Linked DNA regions of Homo sapiens: region 1 is linked to region 2. A link is a loop called in an ENCODE intact Hi-C map of the cell type or tissue named here. Cell type or tissue: heart left ventricle. All regions are shown on one strand. Links, peaks and the distances in the headings refer to the core of each region. The heading gives the core; the rest is flanking DNA. Region 1 has its middle 9.6 kb from the start of PERP. Region 2 overlaps NHSL1 (NHS like 1).

Region 1 (9,640 bases), core at 440-8,439, 310 kb before region 2:
TATGACTTTTGAAGTTACACAGTTTCCTTCTTTTAGAGTAAGTTAGATCCTACAAACTGCTGCAGTTCCTTGCTTCAGGACAATTGTGTGTGTGTTAAAGGCAGCTCTACTTTATTCTGGGGTTCCTCTAAAGCAAGATAAAGACCCCTGGATAAAAGACTTAAAATTCTGCCTTGAGGAAATTCAACATGCTAATACCAGTTTCAGGTTAAAATCATTTTTCAAATATTAAGTCTTTCCATAAATAATGGAACTGTCGGCTGAACGTGATGGCTCGTGCCTGTAGTCCCAGTACTTTGGGAGGCATAGGCAGGCAGATTGCTTGAGCCCAGAAGTTTGAAAACAGCCTGGGCAACATGGCAAAACCCCATCTCTATAAAAAAATACAAAAACTAGCCAGGCAGGGTGTTATACACTACTTGGGAGGCTGAGGTGGGAGGGCCGCTTGACCCCCGGAGGTTAAGGCAGCAGTGAGCCGAGAATTTCACCACTATACTCCAGTCTGTGCAACAGAGTGAGACCCTGTCTCAAAAAAAAAAAAAGAAAAGAAAAAAGAACTGTAAATGTAAACATTAATTCTGTACAAACTGTCCTAGTAAACAAAGCAGTAGCATTCTTTCCTAACAAGACTGCTTGAACACAAAACTTACAGGCATTTTGGTTTAGTTGTGTTCCTAAAACAGCTAAAGACACTCTGCAGGAAAACACTTAAAGGCTGATCATTTAAAGGGTCAATGATTCAAACAGCTGATTTCAAAATAAATGGTCATAGTATTGTCCCAAGAGATTCATTTCTCCATCTACTGCTGTGAGAGGTGGTTCTATAAGAGGGACTAGGCCCTACTTGTAGCCACTCCACTGTCTCTCTTTCAACCTCCCCTCCACACGGGTGTGTATGTGCACAAATGTGTGTACACATGCACCCCTGCATATACACACACAGAGTAACTGACTTCATTTGGTGTCTGTCATTAAGAAGACACGGTTTCCCTCCTAGCAGTGCACGATGCAGAACAAGCCGTGATCAGAACATCAGGCAACCTGAGTTCTAGTTCCCACTGACCCTGTGTCTCCCTGCTTGATCTCTCTTCTCCTCTGCTCATACAAACTTTTAATTATCTCCACTCTGTCACCTCCTATTCCTTCCTCAGCCTTCAGTAATCTCTCTTCACTTCAGTGGAGAGATGGAGAAAGTTTTAACCATCAGGCCGGGCGTGGTGGCTCACACCTGTAATCCCAGCACTTTGGGAGGCTGAGACGGGTGGATCACCTGAGGTCAGGAGTTCGAGACTGGCCTGGCCAATATGATGAAAACCCGTCTCTACTAAAAATACAAAAATTAACCAGGCATGGTGGCGGGTGCTTGCAATCCCAGCTACTTGGGAGGCTGAGGCAGAAGAATTGCTGGAACCCAGGAGGCGGAGGTTGCAGTGAGCCAAGATTATGATACTGCACTCCAGCCTGGGTGACAGAGTGAGACTCTATTTAAAAAAAAAAAAAAAGTTTAACAATCAACTTCCTGAAGAAAAGAAAAAAGTATTGATTTATAACATTTACCAATTTTCATGGTGTAAATATTGCCCCTATGGCTGATTTCAAGCTATTAGGATGGTGCAAAAGTTATTGCGGTTTTTCCCTTTTTTTTTTTTTTTTTTAATGACAAAACCCGCAACTAAGTTTGTGCCAACCTAATACCAACTTGATGCCACTGAACAGAGTTAGGAAGAAATATGCATAATGAGCTGTCTAAGCTAGTAGGAACACACCACTAAGGGTGCCAGGGCCCCAGACACTGAGCACTGAAGGCTGTCTCTCAATAGGATACATGGGAAATGGATGCTGTCTCCTCCTACAGGCTGGCAGCTTCTACACCCACCCTGTTGGGTGATAGAGGATCTGTCCGAGAGTGAGACCTATATTCCCCATATTCTACTGAACCTGCTATCACAAAGGTCACTGGTTAGTTCAGATTTGCAAAACTCAATGGATATCACTTTTCTCTTTGTTGTACTAGACAATCTGATGTCTTCCTCCACAAAATTCGGCTCTCTTGGAACCTATAAAAATATTAAATCCCATTGATCAAAGACCACCCAGAACACACCAATAGTCAAATAAAATTAAACTCATTAACTTGCTGCAGCAAGGGAGGTTGCACACCATGGGGAACTCTGGGGATGTCTTGGTTAGGATGTCTCCTCACACAGGAGGGGTGAGATTGAGGCTGATGTTAGGTGATCTTGGTGAGGGCTCAAGAGGTGGATGTTTTATTCTGAGATCTCTCATGCCTGGAAGAGGGGTATCTTGTTTTGTGGGTCCATGGTGTTTTGTTTTTCCCATGTTGAGATCTGATTAGGGAGTGGTCTACTTTTTGTCTTGCTCCATCACAATTACAGAGTGACCCTGTCTAATGCTGCTATTGTGTGAAACTATTTATGTTCAGCATAGGATTCTTATAGCCTAGCTACAGTTTCCCAAGCCAACTAGCCGCTGCCAGGGATTTTTTTTTTCCTTTCTTGCTGGTTCTCCATCCCTTCCCTTTCTCCTTAACACGCTAGTCTCTCTCTGCCCTCGCCACCTGCCAGTATTGTATTCTCTAGAATTCCTTCTAAACATTTTCACCATTCTGCTTGTCCTTCTAAACATGTTCTTTGTGTTACATCATCAACTTTTGTGATTTCAACCCCTGCCTGTGTACTCATGGCTTGCAAATATATACCTTTAGCTCACACCTTTCCTTTATGCTTCAAAGTTTTATATCCAACTTCCAGCCAGATGGCACCACCCGGGTCCTCACTCAAACACTTTAACCTCAACCAGTGCAGAGTTCAAACTGCCCTTTCTTCTTCTAAACCAGCATCTTCTTTCTGTAGCCTCTGCAGCACCTCCATCATCTTGATCACCAACATTAAAACTCCAAGACCATCCTTGACTCTTTATCTCTCACTCTATATTTAGTAATTTAGAAATGAGCCGCCTACTCTACCTCCTAAATATTTCTGCCATCCAGGCTCTCTGCTCCATCCCAATGCTCCTCCCCTAGCTCATTGTTTTACTGCTGCAGCTGCCCCCTAACTGAGCCCCCACCCTCTCCGAAGCCCACCTCCTACAAGATCACTAAAAGGACAGCTAAACGTGAATCTGCCCCTGACACTCCATGCGTCGCTCACTGGTTCTCCATCACGTCTTTGATTAAGTCTGAGCTTCCTGAAAGTGACATATGAAACCCACCCCTTCCCCATGATCTGGTGTCTGTTTGCCTCTCCAGCTGCACCTGTCACTTCTGCTTGCCTTACACTTCCCACTGTTTTCGCTTCTCAGATACACGATGCTATTCTTGCTTTTCTCTTGATGCTATTTATGGAATACCTTTCCTCCCAGTCCCCTCCCTATTTACTTCCTGCTGGTCTTTTAAGATCAGCTTCAGACCACATCCCCCAAGAAATCGTCCCTGAATCCTGGCCTATGCCCTCTGTCACCTCCTCCAAACTAATGTAACTACGTGCTCTTCCTCAGTGCTCCCAAACCCTGGAAGCATGTGGACTAATCACACTGTTCCGAGTCATCTCTTTTATGTCCCTATTGGGCCGTGAGCTCCTTGAGGAAAGGGACCTGATTTTATTCGTCTTTATGCCCCCAGCACCTGTCATAATGCAGGTGTTACATAATTGCTTGATAAATGTGTGAATAAATGATTGGTTTTGTCAACAACCACTCGTGAAACTTGGCTTCTCTGAACTTCTGCGTAGTCATCTATCTGTTGAGATGGTTAAAAAATGAACCACAAGGAAATGAATCGCTCGAAAATGCTGTGGAAGTAGAGATAAATGAAAAACTTCTGAGAATCAAAATTGAAAAGGAAGTATTTCTTTGGAACACTAGATGGCAGTAGCACATCATATTTCAGCATAGCATTCGCTGTGCATTCAGCTGTCCTAACGCGTGGCCATGTCTGCGGGCTACAAGAGCAGAGAAAAAGGCACGTCACTTTTGGGCCTGGAGCAATCAGCATAATTTTTTTTTTTTTTTTTTTTGAGACAGGGTCTCACTTTCTTACCCAGGCTGGAGTGCAGTGGTGCAATCACGGCTGACTGCAGTGACTGCAGCCTCGACCTCCTAGGGCTCAAGTGATCCTCCCTTCTCAGCCTCCTGAGTAGCTGGGACTACAGGTGTGCACCACCACGTCCTGCTAATTTTTATATTTTTTTTGTAGAGACTGGGTTTTTCCATGTTGCCAGAGCTGTTTTTGAACTCCTGAGCTCAAGGGAGTTCAGCCTCAGCCTCCCTGGGATTACAGGTGTAAGGCTCCACAACTGGCCAAGTCAACATAATTATTAGGAGTCAGAAGTTAAGGGTGGTTTCAGACGCATTTGCTCTCTGTGACTTAATTCTAACTAAATTCCAGTTTTAACCTCCTCCCTGGAACCAGTGTGGCAGCATTCCAAAAGGAATTGTTGACAGCCTTTCAGTGAATGGGAGCAAAGAGCATTTGTTTAGCAAGAAGCATTTGTTTAAAACCACGTTCTAAGAATACCCTAAGCTACTTTACAAATAATGTATTTTTGAATTCTCATAACTAACTGTGAGTTAGATGCTGTCAGGCCCATTTTACAGATGAAAACACTGAGACTAAGTAAATTAGCTTGGTAAATAAGGGGATTCAAACTCCGACCTGCTTGCCACAATATGTGCAACCTATCACGTTGATGTCATATTCTCTTAATTGAGCTAAAAGCTGTGACTTAAGCATAGCATTTGGAACAAACAAGTAGATGGAGTTAATGAGTTGTCAGTATAGACATATACTGTCTACTGAAAATAGTTAAATTATCAACACCAGTCCCAAGCTTGAAAGTCACTAGGTAAGTGGAGAGTGAAATGCTGAGCTCAAACAATGTCATCTGCAGCCCAGAAATATAGTTAGAAATAACAAAGGCTAACGTTAATTGAACGCTTCAAGGCACGTGGCACTATTCTAAGATACGTATTAATTTCTTTAATTTCAGATTCATCTGGTGAGGTAGGTACAATGATTACACCTACTTTGCAGATAAGGATACAGAGCCACAGATCATTTAAATTACTTGTTTAAGGCTACTCAACAGGTCAGTGTTAGAGCCCAGACCAACCCTCTGGCTCTAAGGCCTCAGCACCTAACCACCACACAATTAGTTATAGTAATAATAATAATGGCAATCAGCCCTTATATAGTGTGACGTGCCGGTCTCTGTTTTAATCACACATTAATTTCTCTTATCCTTACAACTTCTCTATGAGGTTTGTACAAGTATTGCTTCTACGTTACAGATGAGGAAACTGAGGCATGGGGAAGCTAAATGAGTTTTCCTGGATAGCACAGCTAGTAAGTGGCAGAACTGGGCCGCACGCCCAGATCTTTACAAAGCTGCGCAATTAACTTCTAAAACTTTCCATTTCAATGTGCATATTCTTAAATTTATTGGAACACATTTGAAATTTGTAGAGCATACCCAGTTGTCTGCATGTATTTTAAGACTCTACTTATCTCTCCAAACCAATTCCAGACTACTCATTCTTTCTCACACATATGCAGTCTCTCTCGTTACAGTATAAAAATTATTATTATGCTTCTGGGTCTATCACAAAAATGCCGGTTGTACATCCCAGGGTTATTTCAGCCTGGAAAATTTCCAATAAATATTCAGCTCAGGCCTAAATTATTCATGCCCTTAAAATATACTTTTTACAAATATTCTCACCAGACAGGGGGAAGGGAATGAGAAAACACAGGCCCACACTGAGCTGAGCTGTGTTTAAAATTACCTGGACTTGTTTCTTGAACAAGTTGAAGGAGCCATCAATGTTTGTGGGGCTTTTTGTATTTAAAAGTCACACATTTCAGTCTGTTTCTTATATTGACATTTTGTTTCATTTGGAGCTTTAGAAACATGTTTGCATCTCTCAGTGAGTCCCTTCCTGGAAATAAGGCCACCTTAGCCCAGCCCATAATAACCTCTCAGAGACCACTTGGCCTTGTCTCCTGCCTGTACACAGGTCTTTGTCTTATCCCCAAACAGATCTGAAACACCTCGAAGCAGAGGTTTCCACTCCTCTGCATTCCTACAATGTCCACTTCAACGGCCAGGATCAATATTCCTTCATTTCAAGAAATAGAACTGATCTTAGCACTTTGGGAGGCTGAGTTGGGCAGATCCTGAGGTCAAGAGTTCGAAACCAGCCCCAACATGGTGAAACGCTGTATCTACTAAAAATACAAAAAAAACAAAAAATTAGCCAGGTGTGGTGGCGTGCACCTGTAGTCCCAGCTACTTGGGAGGCTGAGGCAGGAGAATCGCTTGAACCTGGGAGGTGGGGGTTGTAGTGAGCTGAAATCGTACCACTACACTCCAGCCTGGGTGACAGAGCAAGAGCACTCCAGCCTGGGTGACAGAGCAAGACTCTGCCTCAAAAAAAATTAAAAAGAAAATAAAAAAGAGATAGAACTGCCACATAATAAAGAGGTTTGCTATGTGGATAGAGATGAGAATGAGAAAAATGTTCTCTTTTTTTTCTGGTTTTCTTTTTTTTTAACTTTTATTTTCAAGTTCCAGGTACATGTGCAGGTTTGTTACATAGGTAAACGTATGTCATGGGGGTTTGTTGCACAGATTATTTCATCACCCAGGTATTAAGCCTAGTACCCGTTGGTTGTTTTTCCTGATCCTCTTTCTTCTCCCATGGCTCCACTCTCTGATAGACTCCAGTGTGTATTGCTTCCCTCTGTGTGTCCATGTGTTCTCATCACGTAGCTCCCACTTATAAGTGAGAACATACAATATTTGGTTTTCTGTTCCTGCATTAGTTTGCTAAGGCAAATGGCCTCCAGCTCCATCTGTGTTCTTGTAAAGAACATGATCTTGTTCCTTTTTATGGCTGCAGAGTATTCCATGGTCTATACGTTCCACACTTTCTTTATCCAGTCTACCATTGATGGGCATTTAGCTTCATTCCATGTCTTTGCTAGTGTGCATAGTGTTGCGATGAACATATGTGTGCATGTGTCTTTATGACAGAATGACTTATATTCCTTTGGGTATATACCAGTGATATGGTTTGGCTGTGTCCCCACCCAAATCTCTTCTTGAGTTCCCACATGTTGGGGGAGGGACCTGGTGGGAGGTAATTGAATCATGGGGGTGGGTCTTTTCTGTGCTGTTCTTGTGCTAGTGAATAAGTCTCACGAGATCTGATGGTTTTTAAAATGGGAGTTTCTCTGCACAAGCTCTCTCTTTGCCTGCCACCATCCATGTAAGATGTGACTTGCTCCTCCTTGCCTTCCACCATGATTGTGAGGCCTCACCAGCCATGTGGAATGGTAAGTCTATTAAATCTCTTTCTTTTGTAAATTGCCCAATCTTGGCTATGTCTTTATCAGCAGCATGAAAACAGAACTAATACACCCAGCAATGGGATTGCTGAGTCAAATGGTATTTCTTTCTTTAGGTCTTTAGGAATCGCCAGAGTCTTCCACAATGGTTGAACTAATTTACATTCTTCCCAACGGAGTAAAGCATTCCTTTTTCTCCACAACCTAGCCAGCATGTTATTTTTTGACTTTTTCATAATAGCCATTCTGTCTGGTGTGAGATGATATTTCACTGTGGTTTAATTTGCACTGCTCTAATGATCAGTGATGTTGAGCTACCTTTCATATACTTGTTGGCCACATGCATGTCATGTCCCTTTGCCCACTTTTTAATGGGGTTGTTTGTTTTTCCTTGTAAATTTGTTTAAGTTCCTTACAGATGCTAGATATTAGACCTTTGTCAGATGCATAGTTTTCAAAATGAGAAAGAGGAAAATATTCTAAAATATATAAATATCCTATAATATCTAACACCTCTGTTTAAAAAAAAAAGTAATTCCTAAACTCATTCAGGAAATCTGCATCTGCCAGTGAGACCCATCCCTCCATCAGTTTGGAGTCAGCTGACATTGTCATGTAGAGAGACAAAGTGGAGCAGCAGCCAGGAGGCTTATTAATTTATTAATGTTCAATTAGAGAATGTTGAAAGAGCTATGCTGACTCTTAGAACTCACATAGAATATTAAGTAGGATACAGGGATACCTTCAAGTCTTTTGACAAATATCCTGCTTCATTTCTCTGAAGATGAACTTAGATTACAACATTTCTTGTCTGTTATTGTAGTGCTGTCACCATTTTCATTAATTGGACTCAGATGAAGATTTCTGTAAATGAAGCAAAAGCTCTAAGTCTTTCTTTTTCTCATCCTAGTGTTCTGTATACATGCATATGCACTATGCATATACACATTCAATATGTGAAACCAAATGCTTTTGTTTTGGAAAATGGCAATAAATTTCTGATCTGAGAAATCTAATAAATATATGAATCTCATTTATTACATTTATAGAAATTTGCATTTACTACATATGATCTTGGTGTATAGTTAGCACCAGCGGGCCTAAGAGATGTTTTTTAAAAGTTGAAATCTCAAATGGCAAAACACACAAATTAAATATGGTTATTCTATTACAAGAGAATCAGCTTTTTACACTTTGAAAGATTTAAATGAGTGTTTCTTTTAAAATTAGATGAGTTAATCAAGCACTTTTTCAGTTGGATTTGTGGCAACTAGAAAGGAATATAGACCCTCCCACGTCTATTTCTTTTGAGTTTTCAGTTTAATTTGGAGGACAGTTCATAATGGAATATATTTGAAAACAAATAGCATTAAAAAGTATCTATTAAGTGCCCAGTGGAGACATACTGAGTGAACATTCAGAGGAGAGCTGGAAAAAGAATTATGGGGTAGTCCGGTGCTATGAACTGTTTGTATCTCCCCAAAATTCATATGTTGACACTGAACCCCTAATGCAATGGTACTAGGAGGCGGGGCTTTTGGAAGGTAGGTAGGTCATGAAAGCGGAATCTTCATGAATGGGATTAGTGCACTGAGAGGAGACATGGAGAGAGCTTGCAGTAGCTGCAAGAAGAGAATTTCCTTAGGCTGTCAAGATCCAGCAACTTGTTCTGGCAGATTATGACTCCTCTTCGGCTTCAAAGAAATAAAGGTTTTAAGCAAATACACTTAGTGTCTGTTGCATACTTTCCCTGGGGAACTACAAAATATAAGGAATTGGATATTTATTGACAGCTACTATTTATTTAGTGTTCACATTGGGTCAGGAATTGTGGCAAGCAATTCTTGTACATTGTCTGCAGTCTTTCCAAAAACCATGAGAGACAGATACTATACCTCCCCTATTGCAGAAAAGAAAACTGAGGATCAGAGAAGTTAAACAACATGTCCAAGGTCTTGGTAGCCTTGGACCAAGGCTTGGTATTTCTCATCCAAAGGGTTGGTTGCCAGGACTCTGCACTGGGTCTATCCAGCAAAGTCTGTGCTCTTTAAATTAAACACCACTGTCTCTTGAGATCATGCTTTAAAAAGGATGAAATGGGCTTTTTATTCTAATTTTTCAGGATGTCTAAAAACTTACGAAATAGCACATGCTCTATGTTAGTTGCCTTGATGGCATGGTTTGAGATTAATTTATTAATCAGAGCATAACATAAGTAACTTTGAGTGAAAAGGACAATTCCAATGGGAGAGAATGTCAGAGAGAATGACGCTG
Region 2 (9,640 bases), core at 639-8,638:
AAGATTCACTTTCAAAAAATTTATTTTTGACTGGGCACAGTGGCTCACACCTGTAATCCCAGCATTTTGGGAGGCCACGGTGGGAGGATCACTTGAGCTTAGGAGTTCGAGACCAGCCTGGGCAACACAGTAAGACCTTATCTCTATTCAAAAAAAAAGAAAAAGTAATAAATGCATAATTTATTTTATTTTTTTGAGACTCACTCTGTCGCTCAGGCTGGAGTGCAATAGCGCAATCTCAGCTCATTGCAACCTCTGCCTCCCGGATTCAAGCGATTCTCCCTGCCTCAGCCTCCCAAGTAGCTGGGATTACAGGCACCTGCCACCATGCCCAGCCCAGCTAATTTTTGTATTTTTAGTAGAGACGGGGTTTTGCCATGTTGCCCAGGCTGGTCTCAAACTCCTGACCTCAGGTGATCTGCCTGCCTCGGCCTCCCAAAGTGCTGGGATTATAGGCGTGAGCCACTGTGCCTGGCAAATAATTTATTTTTAACTTTGGAAAATTTCAAACACCCACACAAAAGAGAACAGCTCACTGCAAGACCGCATGAGCCCATAACTCACCTATGATAATCATTAATTACGGTCACCCTTCTTTTGTCTCCACCCTCCCTATTTGAAACAAATCTTAGACACTATTAACTTACTTTGGACAGGACCAAAAGTTTTAATAATGGCCAGTTTTCCTTGATCTCTCCTAGACGGGCTGATCCGGAGTGAATTTCACATGCTGACCCTCCTTTCTTTCTATGCTTCCTTTTCTTGTTCCATGCCAGAATATCCCCTGTACTAAGATGTACCCCACTCCAGGTCCTAGAACAACTCCTCAGCTTCACATTCTCAGTTATTCTAGAAGTTGCCGTCAGACCAGTCTTCCTCAGCTCTTCCAGGACCATGTGCCAACTTCTAAAATCCAGCCTTCCAGAAAACAAAGGCGAACCCTCCATGCCAGACCCTGCTTCATGATCGACTCAGCAAACCTTGCACTGATCAAGAAAATGTGAGGGGTGGGGTGGGGTGGGGAAGACGAAGGGGCAATCAAAGAAAGCTGAAGGTTTCCTGTAGGTATTTCTTGTCCTGAGTCTCTGAGAACCTCACTGTTCAATGTGCTTTCCATTGCCAGTGACAAAGAGATGATAAAGCCAGTGAGCCAAGTGGCCCCTTGCTGGTCTCTTCATGACAACAACTCAGTCTGTGTCTCTTAGCTAAGTGCAGGAGAACTTGCTTTAAGGAAACTCAACACAGTTAATAGAATAAAGACGTGGGTATATCTCTTTTCCTGCTATAAAATTGTAGAATATGCAGCAGGGAAAGGTTGAGAGTATGATATCTGTACACACAGATTAAGAGTTGAAACCAGACTCTTCCCACCTCTCGCTGTGTGACCTGGGACAAATTACCCATGCATGCCATGCCTCCTCACTTATAAGATACCAACCTCACAGGTTTGTGAAGATTAAGTGAAATAAAGAAGCTAGCTACATAACTCCCACTGCTAAAGCTTCCTTGTTCTGTCACCTTGGACAAGTTAACATTTCTGACTGTGTATTTTTCCTATCACCAAAAGGGGAATAACAGTATATAGGTCACAGTTTGTCAGTACTCATGAATGCAGTGATAGCCATAATTGGTCAGGCATAGAGCAGGTGCTTAACAAACCTTTGAATGTCACATAGAAAATGGATTTAGTTTTTACGTGGCTTACACAGCAAGACAGAGGGCAGCATGGGCCCATGCTGGCTGCCCTGGGCTTGGTGTTCCTGGCGTCATCTCCATTCTTCTGGTCAAAAAGATGCCACTAAAGCAGAGGCTGGGAAATGGTAAGGACCCAATACAGGGTCTGAAGGGTGGCCAGAGTGGACAGGGCACCAGACTCTTTGGGACTGCAGAACATGGCCTACCATACAGGTTTCATGGTCCCACTCAGTAGTTAACAAGAGCAGTCTGCCCTGATAAGAGTTAGGACCGGCTGACAAAACTACAGACATCCTAACATCTCGAAACTGTAGAGCTAGAAAAGACGTTAGAAATGGTCTAGTCCAACCACTTTGGGTTTCAGAAAAGGTAACTGAGAAAAGGTAACTTGTTAGTATGACAACTAGGACTTGAGCTTATAGCACATGGCCTCACCACTTACATGGTCTACTCCCCAAAGCAGCTCTGCTCATTTCATTCTTTTAGGTATTGGCTGGTGACTTAATTTGTAATTTAGATTTTAAACGGTGAGAGTATGCTGAGATCCATTAAACAAGTCACAACTAAACTTGAGTAAAACTATGACCTTTAATTGTAGACATAGAATTAAGAAAGAAGATGGGGTGACCAGCCTGAGCAACATGGTGAAACCATGTCTGTACTACAAATACGAAAATTAGCCGGGCATGGTGGCACACGCCTATAATCCCAGCTACTTGGGATGCTGAGGCAGGAGAATCATTCGAATCTGGGAGGCAGAGGTTGCAGTGATCCAAGATCGCGCCACTGCACTCCAGCCTGGGTGACAGAGTGAGTGAGACTCTGTATCAAAAAGAAAAAAAAAAAAAGGAAGAAAGATGGGATTTTATGAAAGCACTGTCATCTCTCAAGAGCAGGTGCCCACTAAAATAATTAAATCTAAATGTACAAATTCTTTGCATATACATACACAACACACACACACGAATATGTATTTTTAATGAAGAGAGCTATAAAAAGTGCTTAAACAGTTAACACTGATTTTAAAACTAATTACTTCAATAAATATAAAAACTTCACACCTCAACTGGTGTTCTACATTTTCCATCTGGCTTTAAATCTGAAGCGAATTAATTTGCATTATAAAATTTGGAAGCTGTGTTTCAACTTAGATATTCTTTATTTTAAATTATGAGCTTAAGCGCTGAAGGACATAAAAATAAAGCCCTAAAAAAGCACAGACAGTAGATGGATTTTTACTATGTCTGCTAATTTATTCTCAACGCTACAACAGAAATTAGCATATGTCCTCACTCTCTCTCTGCAATCCATTCCTAAGGCCTATTTGGCTTTGACTTCTCTCATACGTGCACTGAGTAACACCAACTGACCGATTTCTACATCTGCAGTCGATGTAACGTCCTAGTAAGAGAAACAACACATTTTTCGATGCCTTAAGAAGGTTGCCAAAATATAGAAGAGGCCTTTGGCATATTTTTGGGAAAAAATATGCAGTAATTTGGACCCACAACAGTTGGGTTTCCTCACTGGAACCAAGTATCGAGTACACAGAACAACCAGGCTACGCAAATCTTCTCTGTGGATGGCTATTATAAATAGACAGATATGCCTGTATATTTAGCAACCCAGTGCATTCCATACTAAATGAAATACTCTGAGTCTTGGAAGAATCTTCTAATGGTTAAATACCAGTTGGTTTCATTTAATTCAGGAAATATTTATTGAGTGCTTCTTATGTGTCTAGCGTGGTTAAGAGTTAGAAACATCTATGGGAACTTCTAGAATTGCCACTGAAGTTTCAAAGGATGCATCATTTATCATTTCTCTGTTTTGAGAAATAATTGGACAACCAGCTACCTTTTCACTTCTAATGAGACTGAAGAAACCAGTCCATGTTAAAAGGGGCAGTCTTTAGGATCTATTATACCAACACTAGAGGAGCGACGTAAAGAGCGTAATTCTTGACAAGAACATTAATTCACCGGCTTCGTTCCCCCCACACCAAGTTAGATGTTAATGTGTTGCATGAAGAGTTTCAGGTAGGTACAGCACTATGTTTTTCATCTTATGCAATAGTCTTTTCAGGGAGAGTCCAAGAATTGGGAAAGCAGTGCTGACATAAGATCATTCACACACAGAATCAAATGATTCTACAGGATGCTTTGTTTCAGGAGGTTAAAAAAAAAGAAAGGATCTTCATTCAGGGCAAAATAAGGCCTTGGCAGCATAAGGACATTCATTAGAGTTACCTGGAAATACCGTGGTAGAGAAGTCTAGAAGGAAGCAAAAGGTTTATACAGCATTACGGCTTAACGTAGTTGCACATATACAGTCATCAGCTTTTACGATGACACTGTGTGGGAGTAGTCAGCTGTTTCCAATCAGAAAAGTGATGCAGTAAGTAAAACTTCAGTGCTAAATCATATTTACTCTTAAAGGTGACCACATATAAAAAGTGTAACAGTTCAGGCCATTACTTTGAAAATTTTACCCTTTTTGTTTGTTTTTAAACCCAACGATTTCTGATGCCAGTAGATGGCACTAGTGGTATATTAACAAGCATAAGTCATTCTTTTGCTCCCGCTTAAAGGGCCGTACTCTTTTATAGAAACACTTAAGCAGCCAAAGAAATTGCTCTGTATAACTGTGGTTTTTCTGTAAAATGAAAAAAATTAGAATAAACTAAAACATCTTTAGGAAGAGAGTCCCATGGAGCTAGTCTGTGCATCCTAAGTCCACAGAACATAGCATTCCTCCTCCTGACTGCACTGTCAGTCACTTTAATCCGACTCTTGCTAATATACTCTGTCTTATGACTGCCACACTGCGCTCCTTGCCAGGAAGAGCAGCGCCTACCAGAACGTATCACATTGAGCCACTGTCCCCAATGTCATAAAAATCAGTGAGACAAAGTAAAACAGAAATTGGAGCCAGAGGAAATAAAACTGTAGAAACCCACTAAAAAATCAACAGTAAAGTTAAGGAGTTATGATTGGGTGACAGAAGAAACCTCAAGGAAGAAAAGTAAATTGAGGTGCTGCTTGGAAAGAAGGAATTACACAGTAGATTAAAGTCAGAGGAAGGAGTTTGAAATACCTGTGAATAGCTGCAAAAAGGTCTTCTGTGGTCCTGGGTCGACTGGGGGTCATTACCTCATCATTCCCGTCTTCCTTGAGGAAGTCACAGGCCTCTGAGGATGAACCGGCTGCGTTGGTCTCCGGCACCCCAGCTACAGAAGAGCAGGCAGGCATACAAGACGCACAAGTGACTGGAATTTCAGTCCTCAGCCAAGCTTCTAAATATGCTGCTTCCCTGCCATTCCCGACAATGTGAGAACCACAGGGAGATGCCGTGGGTCTGTAGTTTGATAGTTTACAAAGAAGGGAGGAAATGACACTAGCCTGAGAGCCAGAGCTCATTCTTTGTTAAAGTATGGAACGCCCATGGCATCTCTCTTAAATTTTGTTGCAACGTTTCTTTGCGCGGCTCTTCGGAAGGGAGGTGTTACCCATTGCTATTTAATACCCAGCCTGCTGCAGATCATCTCCATCCCCCTATTTTCTGCCATGCCTTTAGGTCTAGATTTTAAAAATAATAACAAAATGCAAAGTTGGTAACTTAATCTGTGTTTTAACACAGGAAGCCTACATACTGCTAGCTTTAACAGGAATCTGATCTACCTGGGTTCTTTCCACGTGTGAGCATTCAACAACCCTATCTGGTTCAGCTGCATATGGGCAGAGGGCACAGGAGAGAGAAGCCAGGAAGCCAGACTCACCTGCTCCGTCCTGTTGAGATAGGCAGCTCTCCCCATCGCCCCCAGTATCCGCACTGTTCTCGGCTGGCTCCTCCTGCTTGGGGGCTGGTGAGACATCAGGCTGAACCATGGGGACATTGGCTTCCACTCTGCTGGGAGACATGGATCCTGCAGCTCCTCCCTCAAGAACCGAGGTGCCAGGGTGCGTGGCATGAGAGCCAGCTTGGGCTGCAGAACTCTCTTTTGCCTCCCTGCTGTGCACAGAGCCCTCCTCTCCCGTCGTGGGGCTGGGCACAGCTCGGAGGGCTTCGCTCACGTTCTCTGCGGGCTCCACTGCAAAATCTTTCTGCGGAGGTGGTACCACCAGGAACAGTTTGGGCTTCTTGGAAATGGGGGGTGGCTTCCTGCTGGGTGAAGAGTCTGGGAGTGGGGTGGTGCTGGGGCTGGGCCGAGCCTCTGCCTCCCCAGCGCTTGGAGCTCCAGGGCTGCGGCTCACAGGGCCACCACGCTCAGCCGCACTGCCATGGTCACCCTGACTCGAGCTCTTGGCAGGCGTCGGAAGCGAGCTTGTCACAGAGGCAGGCTGGCTTTCACTCTCCATTTCATTTGTGCTATTTCGGGATTTCAGGAAAGCAGATGGCTTTAAGTGGTACTGTGGAGCAACTGGAGTTCGTTGTTCCTGAGCTGTTCGTTCAGACAACTGTGCCGCCTCAGCGCCTGAGTTCTTTCTCACGGGCCTCAACTGCACCATCTGCAATGCTTCCGTGGTTATCAGGGGCATGGGGGGCCTGCTGGTCTCCTCCTTGGTAGAAGGCGGCCTCAAGGATCCCCGGGAGGATTCTGGCTGGCCAGAATTTGTGAAAGGCGGCCTGGTGTCTTTCATGAATTTGGGGTCAAGAGGTGGGGCAGGTGGGGGTTCCGAGGAAGGTAAGAGAGGTGGGGGCAATGGCAAGGACACAGGTGAATCTGGAAGAATGGGGCTCAGTGCAGGGCGGGGAGGAGAAAGGCACCAATCAGGTGGGGAGCAGAAAGGAATGAGAGCTTCTGGCGGCGGAGGGGGGAACACAGGAGAGTGAGGCAGAGGAGAGCCCTGGGAGCAATCTGTGACAGGAGGTGGGGGAGGAAGGAAAGGAGACCTGTCTGCAGGACAAGGGAATGGAGGAGAGGGAACAGGAGGAGGAGGAGGAGCCGGGGGAGAGCCCACGGCTGGATCCAGCTTCTTCATAGTGCCACTTCCTTCAGTAGAAGTACTAGAAGAAAGAGAAGTGGACGATGAGGAAATGGATACTGAAGATATCAGAGAGGACTTCCTTTCTGGTACCTTGGGCTTGGGCTTCCCCTTCCCGTTTGCTGGTGACACTGATTTTAAAAACACAGGCACAGGGGTGAGTGCTGTGGGTGTATTCGACTGGCTGGAATACCCACTGGATGGAGAAATGACTCTGTGTGACTTCTCTGGTGACATGATCTTTGGTTTGACTGAACCACCGGGCACTTGGGGCATTGTGGCTCTGGACCCTTCTTGGACATGGCGGACTGGCCCGTTCCCAGTGGGCACCCCACTGCTGGTTGAACAGCCCCCTGCCGGGTTCCCCGGATCTTCCTGCATGCCCGTGTAGTCAATGTAATAACCCCAGGGGTCCGTGTACTCTGACTTGACGCTGCTTGTGTCACTCTGCGATGGCGTGGCCCCGCACAGGGAGTAGACATTGGGGGTGGTGGCGGAAGTCATGCTGCTGCCAGCACTAACTGTGCTCTGGCTCCGGGAGCGGGGCAGCCAGGGCTCTTCCAAGTCACTGCAGGGGCTCTGGGAGGGCGAGCTGCCACTCTTGCCTGGGAGGCTCAGCTGCAGCGAGTGCTGGAGTGTGGCGATCAGGCTCTCGTTGAGCACCTGCCCGTTGCACTGGCTGCTCTTCTTGGGAATCCTGCGGAGGGAGTCTGTCCGGGAGGGTGGCAGGGGAGGCTTCTTTGCTTTCTTCAAAGAGATGTTTCTTGATAGGGATTTATCCTGGTAATTGGACCGGTCCCCTTGGTTTTTCTGAGCTCTTCCAACAAAAACATTGATCACGCTGTGCCTGGGGTTCCCAAAGCCATCACTGCTATTGCACAGATTCCCAGATCCATGTCCAGAGTCAGTGTGCACAGATGCACAGTAGCCATCGTGGTCCTCAGAATACAGCGACCCAGCATCCTCTTTGTTGGACGTTTGGTCCAAACTGCAGCTGCTCATGTTACTTGTGGGAGTGGAATAGCCAGGAGTTGCTAAATGCGGCTTCAGGGGGGATGCCCTTCCATTACCTGAGGATTTGTATTCCCAGGGCTCCGAGCTGCTGTGCCCTCCGCCCCCTGAATAACTAGATTCACTCTTGCCATCCACATCTTGGGGGTGGGCTGGGAAGGCCAGGTTGTTTCTACAATTATACGGCATAGCTTGGGACCCATTCTCCCTATTTGCTGGAGCATTTAGAGGGACGGCTGAGTCACAGAGGGACAACAGTGCGGGTTCACCAGGGGAATGAGGGTCTAAGTCCTGTGAAAGAATGGTGGCATGGCCCTCATTCCAGTGGCGACCGGGAGACTGAGGATCACCTTTCACAGCATGCCTGGAGATGAGGTGGTCTCTGGATTTTATCCTTGCATGTGATGAGCCAGAACTTTTACTTTCCCGCTGTCCCGCACTCTGAGCAGTGGGAATAGCGATGACCTCGGAAGAGGAAGACAGTGTGGCATTTGGGATGATGCTGGTGGAGTAGGTTGCATGAGGAGAAACCACACACGCTGGGCTCATTATATTTTCACTCTCGAAGTGTCTCAACTCCTGGGATTTGGGTCTCAAAAGTGTTCCAGTCCCTGAGGCACCTCCTAAATGGCCTAAGTTTTCATCTGCTTGTGGGTGACCTCTCTGGTAGAGGAAAGTGCCATTCATGTCTCCTGCAGGGCCGAGGGCACCCAGCCTCGGCTCAAGGGACTGAATGTTTGCCCTTGCTCCAGAACGCGGAAGACTATGGAAGCCAGCATCACTGTCAAGGCGGGAAGGGAATACGATCCCTGCAGAATCGCTCAGCACAGACATGTTGCCAGAGGAACCTGAGAAGTGGCCCATCTGGGCAGCAATGCCTTGCCCCTTCTGTGCCCTGATTCTCCTCATGGAAGGTGGTACGACCTTCACATCCTCCGTCTGACAGCTGGAGTCCCTGGTTTCTGAGCGCTGCCCAGCAGACCGACAGCTATTGAACCTTCCTAGTGTAGAGTAGTGATCAGGGGTGTACACTGAGTGGCCATCAGCATCATCTTGGCCAGTGCCTGATGCTGGAGATAAAGCAGAAAGAGGCTTGTTACCTGAAAATAAAATCCATAGTTCATCACGTGTACCCTCACCCCTCTGACAGAATTTTAAAAAAATTTTTCTATTTGATTTAATTTCCTTTCTCCTGTAGGTATCTAAGTACATTTAAAAAGTTACTGATAGCTCTAAAATGAAAATTATTGTCATGAATGTCAGGTACTTCTCTTAATTTGTACCTCCAATCCTCCTATGGCTTGAGTGCTGCGTATGGAATTCTCAGGGTATCCCTTCAAGATCAAGGCTGCCAAGGGCTCAGAGGAGGATTTACTTTGAAATAATCACCTTTCAGTAAAGTCTTCAAGGTAGCCTTTCGCCCACTGGGTGACTGTGCAGACCATCTATCAAGCAGTGACACATCTTTCCCAAAGGTAGATGAATGTAGTAATTGAACAATAGGGCCACAGAGATACCATATTTGAGGGGTACTGGTATAAAACAGTGTTAATTACATTAATTCTTTATGTCAGAAGGAAATTCTAAGGCAAAGAAAATTGATTTACAGGCCCATCTGTGTTCCAAACATTTCATTATCCATCTGAAGCCATTATCTGTCTGTTGGTGACATTCAAAATTCAACAGCAATCTGTTGTGTTCTAGTTGGGGAAACTGGCAGGAACTGATCCAGTGAACATTTCCTCAAATTAGGATGATTTATTCGTTGGAGTTTTACAACCAAACAGAGAATAGTATGTTAAAAAAAAAAAAAGACAGAAAGAAAGAAACACAAGGAAGGGCCAACAGAGAGGGACGTGGACGAGGTAAACTTTAAGTGTAAACAGTTAGATTTCAAGCTACCCAGGAAAGAACAGAGCTTATGAGAAAAAAGAAAAAAAATCACAAAG

What was found. Peaks named below come from ENCODE experiments on the same cell type or tissue, not always from the same donor. Only the 100,000 strongest peaks of a DNase experiment are listed, where the experiment ranks them.
Region 1: a loop joins it to region 2, with 5 times the contacts of the local background. A loop is called at or near these places in 22 of 110 quality-filtered maps.

What each region holds. Positions count from the first base shown.
Region 1 is chr6:138,112,168-138,121,807 of GRCh38, forward strand. No RefSeq gene overlaps it. Among named protein-coding and RNA genes, the nearest start is that of PERP, 9.6 kb to the left of the region's middle. In heart left ventricle, for the core only: a CTCF peak has its summit at 3,878 (motif pointing right); a DNase peak (open chromatin) is centred at 4,024; H3K27me3 peaks cover 1,044 bases.
Region 2 is chr6:138,424,920-138,434,559 of GRCh38, forward strand. NHSL1 (NHS like 1) reads right to left here. Exons shown (of 8, transcript NM_001144060.2): 6 at 5,474-8,761; 7 at 4,792-4,924. Among named protein-coding and RNA genes, the nearest start is that of MIR3145, 5.6 kb to the right of the region's middle. RefSeq lists enhancers at 5,265-5,766, 5,767-6,266. In heart left ventricle, for the core only: CTCF peaks have their summits at 1,724 and 4,225 (motif pointing right); a DNase peak (open chromatin) is centred at 5,992; H3K4me3 peaks cover 1,254 bases; H3K27ac peaks cover 3,821 bases.